2 separate regions of the Homo sapiens genome follow, and region 1 is linked to region 2. Evidence: read pairs that join two places in POLR2A ChIA-PET (ENCODE). Cell type or tissue: GM12878. All regions are shown on one strand.

Region 1 (2,500 bases), 200 kb before region 2:
GCGGTGGCTCACACCTGTAATCCTAGCACTTTGGGAGGCTGAGGCAGGCGGATCACCTGAGGTCAGGAGTTCAAGACTAGCCTGGCCAACATGGTGAAACCCCATCTCTACTAAAATACAAAAATTAGCCTGGCACGATGGTGGGTACCTGTAATCCCAGCTACTTGGGAGGCTGAAACAGGAGAATCACTTGAACCCTGGAGACAGTGGTTGCAGTGAGCCAAGATCGCAGCACTGCACTCCAGCCTGGGTGGCTAAGCGAGACTCTGTCTCAAAAAAAAAAAAAAAAAAAAAGAAAAGAAAACATTTACAGTCTCTGAATTGTTTTTATAACTTGCTTGTAAATACACTGAAATACTGACCTGTAACAAATAGCATATGACAGCTATCAGTCCAACCCAGCTGTGCAGACTGTACATATTGGCTATATTGTTAACATTGTGGTTCTCAAACACGGCCACCACAGAGATAATTGCAAGAATGGCAGCAACTGCATTTAACCCTGCATGGATGGATTTCATCAGGAGCTTGCTGCATTTCCAGGTCCACGGCAGTCTGTAGACGATGATGGCTAGGGAAAGACGAAAGGACACAGAATGTGTTTTGTTTTGTTTTTTAAACAACACAAAATGAACAGTTTGACACACTGGACACTCCCTTTTTGAAACCTTTTTCCCTTGGCTTTTGCTTCTCCCCTCTTCCCCATGTTACCCCTGCCTCTCAGTGGCTCCCTCTAGGGGACGGTGGAGGAGTTCCTTTGCTGGCATTTTCTTCACTCCCAACTTGTGAATGAACCTTGGTGCCTCTCAGGCTCGGTCCTAGGGCTTTTTCTCCCTCTGCACTCCCTCTTGTGGGTGATCTCATTCACTCTTTCACTGAAATGCTGTCTCCATGGCAGGGACTCCAAAAAATTTATATCTCCAGCCCAGAACTGTCTTCTAAGCTTCAGATCTGCATAATCCAATGTCTTCTTGGTATTTCCGTACGGCGTTTGCTTCCCAGACATCTCAAACTTATCCAAAACCAAATTCCTAATCTTAACAATCTGATTTATGCCTGTTGTCTCCTTTCTTCTTAAAAATGTCTCAGTTTGGCCGGGCCCAGTGGCTCATGCCTGTAATCCCAGCACTTTGAGAGGCTGAGGCGGGGTATCACTTGAGGTCAGCAGTTCAAGACCAGCCTGGCCAACATGGTGAAACCCCATCTCTACTAAAAATACAAAAATTAGCCAGGCATGGGGTGGCATGCACATGTAATCCCAGCTATTCTGGAGGCTGAGGCACGAGAATCGCTTGAACCCGGGAGGCAGAGGTTGCAGTGAGCCGAGATTGCGCCACTGCACTCCAGCCTGGGCAACAGAGGAAGACAAAAAAAAAAAAAAAAGTCTTAGTTTGATAAGAAAAAGAAAGGAACAGAAAAACATGCAAATTTAAACCATGCAATAGAGAAATACAAATTTAAGCCGAATGAGAATACCTCTACCACATATCTGAATGGCTAAACCTGGAAAACACCAAGTATCAAAATGAATATACAGCAGTCAGAACTCTAATGTTCTGCTGATGAGTGCTTTAATGAGAACAAAACTTTGGAAAACTGGCAGTATCTACTTAAGGTAAAGTTATGCATACCTTATTGTCCAGCAATTTCACTCTCGGGTATATGCCAAAAAGAAATATTTATATGATCATCAAAAGATACTAGAATATTATTAGCAGTACTATTTATAGTAACCAAAACCTGGAAACTCCCCCAAATGCCCATCATCAATAGAATGAATAAATAAATTTACACCATGGAAAGAAACGATCTACAACTAGAACTAGACCCAGTAATATGGATCAACCTATAATGTCAATCTCAAGAAGCCAGACGTTAACAAGTATATAGTGTAATTCAATTTATATGAAGTATAGAAACCAGCAAAACTCATCTCTGCATTGGAAAAGTCAGGATAGTAGTTGCCTTCGTGGGGAAGGATACAGCAATTACAATGGAACACACAAGGGATTTTGAAGACTCCTACTAACATTCTGTTTCTCAATCTAGGTGCTGGTTTCACAGGTGTCATAGACAGAAGATTCATCATTCTGCATGTAGAACAAACTCCAATTAAGTTTTTTATGGCCTGGCGCGGTGGCTCACGCCTGTAATCCCAACACTTTGGGAGGCCGAGGTGGGCAGATCACTTGAGGTCAGGAGTTCAAGACCAGCCTGACCAACATGGTGAAACCCTGTCTCTACTAAAAATACAAAAAAATTAGCCAGGCATTGTGGTGCATACCTGTAATCTCAGCTATTTGGGAGGCTGAGGCAGGAGAATCGCTTGAACCTGGGAGGCAGAGGTTGCAGTGAGCTGAGATCATGCCACTGCACTCCAGCCTGGGTGACAGAGCAAGACTCCGTCTCGGGGAAAAAAAAAAAAAGAAAACAAAAGTTTTTTTACAAAGGGTTGTCTTAAGTGTCCTGGTTTAAGCAATAAATTATATGGCCACCTTAA
Region 2 (2,500 bases):
CAGATCAACCATAAATAGGTTTCTTTCCATTAGTGCAGAGGTGAGTATGTTTTGGACTTAATATCACATAATTCTTTTGTTACAAAGATCCACTTTCATTTCTCAGACCTTAAATACAGATGGGAGTTTCAGTCTTTATAGCATTCCTGCTGCCAGATACAATTCAGCCTTGATGGGAAGGAAGTCTTGTGGCCAGATGGGTGGAGATCCACGGTACAAGGCCATAAAGATAAAATTGGAAAGAAGAAAATTATAAGGGCCTCAGGACAGGGTTCTGTAACAAAGATGAACCTGATTACAGGCAACTGCTTGTTCTGAGAGTAGGGGCTTCTTTAAAATTGTGAAGGAAATGCATCTCTTATTTTTATTTTTAGTTTAATTTATTTTTGGAATGTATAGTAAATTCACATGGATCAAAATTCAAATGAAAATTCTCCTTCCAACTGTGGTCCCCAGCCACTCCTTTCCTCTCCCTAGAGGCAACCAGTATTACTGATTATGTGATTATCCTTCTAGAAGTATTTTGTACCTTCTACAAGTGTGTGTGTGTGTGTGTGTGTGTGTGTGTGTGTACATGAATATTTCTATGTAACCATACATGCGTATTTTCTTCTTATTTTAATGAGTGGTTACAGAATATAGACACTGTTATATACCTTGCTTTTTCACCTAACACCAAATCTTGGAAATTATTCTGTATTCCTAGAAAGAAAGCTTTTGCACTTTTAAAATGGCATGCGTCTACAGTAGGTTAAAGTAATTCCTAATGCGTGGATTAGGCCTATTACATAATAGCACTCAAGAAATTGTTACTGCCTGTAGCACTGCCCAAGAACACGGAAAAAAAAAAAGGGAAAAAAAAGGAACGTGCCAGGCGCAGTAGCTCACGCCTGTAATCCCAGCACTTTGGGAGGTGGAGGCAGGCAGATCACTTGAGGTCAGGAGTTTGAGACCAGCTTGGCCCACATGGTGAAACCCTGTCTCTACTAAAAATATAAAATAAATAAATAAATAAAAGACATGTTTGTTGAATAAATGAGGGAGAGAGTGGGTTACTTTATTAATTTTTTTTTTTTTTTGAGACGGAGTCTTGCTCTATGGCCCAGGCTGGAGTGCAATGGCGTGATCTCGGCTCACTGCAACCTCCGCCTCCCAGGTTCAAGTGATTCTCCTGTCTCAGCCTCCTGAGTAGCTGGGATTACAGGCGCCTGCCACCACACCTGGCTAATTTTTGTATTTTTAGTAGAGATGGGGTTTCACCATGTTGGTCAGGCTGGTCTTGAACTCCTGACCTCGTGATCCGCCCGCCTCGGCCTCCCAAAGTGCTGGGATTACAGGCATGAGCCATCGTGCCCGGCCCTTACTTTATTAATTTAAGGAGCAAATAGGAAGAGGCAGAAAGCGAAGAATTACCTGAAGCTCTGAGACTATTGACCTAACCCTGACCACAGGATGACATCATAAAATGCATATTTGTTTTAAGAGCATCAGAAATTTTCTTTAAGGCTTCATCTTGGGAGATGTCAGTAGGAAGAGATGCCTTGGAGGTTGGGGGAAGAATGGAGTTACGGGATGGCCTCCAGATTCCAAAAGTCAGGAGACATGGCCATGGATTCACTGTGATGGGGCTCTAGGACTTGGAACAAGTGGATTTAGGTCCTTTCTTCAAATGCAAAAAGGGAGGTTGGAGTAAATTGTTCCAATGGACCCTTTTAGCTCTTAAATTATGTTGTTTATAATTTTGAAATTTCCTGTCTGATCACCAATTTGCATTTATGCTGAAATTGTATTTGTAAATACATTAAAAATAAGGTGTCCTTTCTTTTATTTGTTTATTTATTAATTTTTGAGACAGGGTCTCACTCTGTCTCACTGCTCCAGGCTCTTTTTTTTTTTTTTTTTTTTTTTGAGACAACTCACTCTGTTGCCCAGGCTGGAGTGCAATGGCGTGTTCTCTGCTCACTGCAAATTTCTCCTCCCGGGTTCAAGCATTTCTCCTGCCTCAGCCTCCTGAGGAGCCGCGATTACAGGTGTCTGCCACCACACCCAGCTAATTTTTATTTTTTTAGTAGAGATGGAGTTTCAACATGTTGGCCAGGCTGGTCTTGAACTCCTTACCTCAAGTGTCCATCTGCCTCATCCTCCCAAAGTGCTGGGATTACAGGTATGAGCCACCGTGCCCAGCCCTCATTCTTTTTTTTTTTTTTTGAGACAGAGTTTCACTCTTGTTGCCCAGGCTGGAGCACAATGGTGCAATCTCACCTCACTGCAACCTCCACCTCCCAGGTTCAAGCAATTCTCCTGCCTCAGCCTCCTGAGTAGCTGGAATTACAGGCACCTGCCACCACCTCCGGCTAACTTTTTGTATTTTTAGTAGAGATGGGGTTTCACTATGTTGGCCAGGCTGGTCTCGAACTCCTGACCTCGTGATCCACCCGCTTCAGCCTCCCAAAGTGCTGGGATTACAGGCATGAGCCACCGCGCCTGGACCTTTCTTTAA

What was found. ChIA-PET counts read pairs that join two places held together with the same protein. Peaks named below come from ENCODE experiments on the same cell type or tissue, not always from the same donor. Only the 100,000 strongest peaks of a DNase experiment are listed, where the experiment ranks them.
Region 1: POLR2A ChIA-PET joins it to region 2 with 7 read pairs; 2 of 35 experiments call an interaction of 5 or more read pairs at or near these places.

Annotation. Positions count from the first base shown.
Region 1 is chr2:171,539,656-171,542,155 of GRCh38, reverse strand. It overlaps CYBRD1 (cytochrome b reductase 1), which reads right to left. Exons shown (of 4, transcript NM_024843.4): 2 at 363-571. Among named protein-coding and RNA genes, the nearest start is that of CYBRD1, 18 kb to the right of the region's middle. In GM12878, a CTCF peak has its summit at 733 (motif pointing left); a DNase peak (open chromatin) is centred at 1,485; H3K27ac peaks cover 1,532 bases.
Region 2 is chr2:171,339,907-171,342,406 of GRCh38, reverse strand. The region is part of intron 3 of METTL8 (methyltransferase 8, tRNA N3-cytidine); the gene reads left to right. Among named protein-coding and RNA genes, the nearest start is that of METTL8, 93 kb to the left of the region's middle. In GM12878, no CTCF peak of the experiment used is centred here; no DNase peak of the experiment used is centred here; H3K27ac peaks cover 638 bases.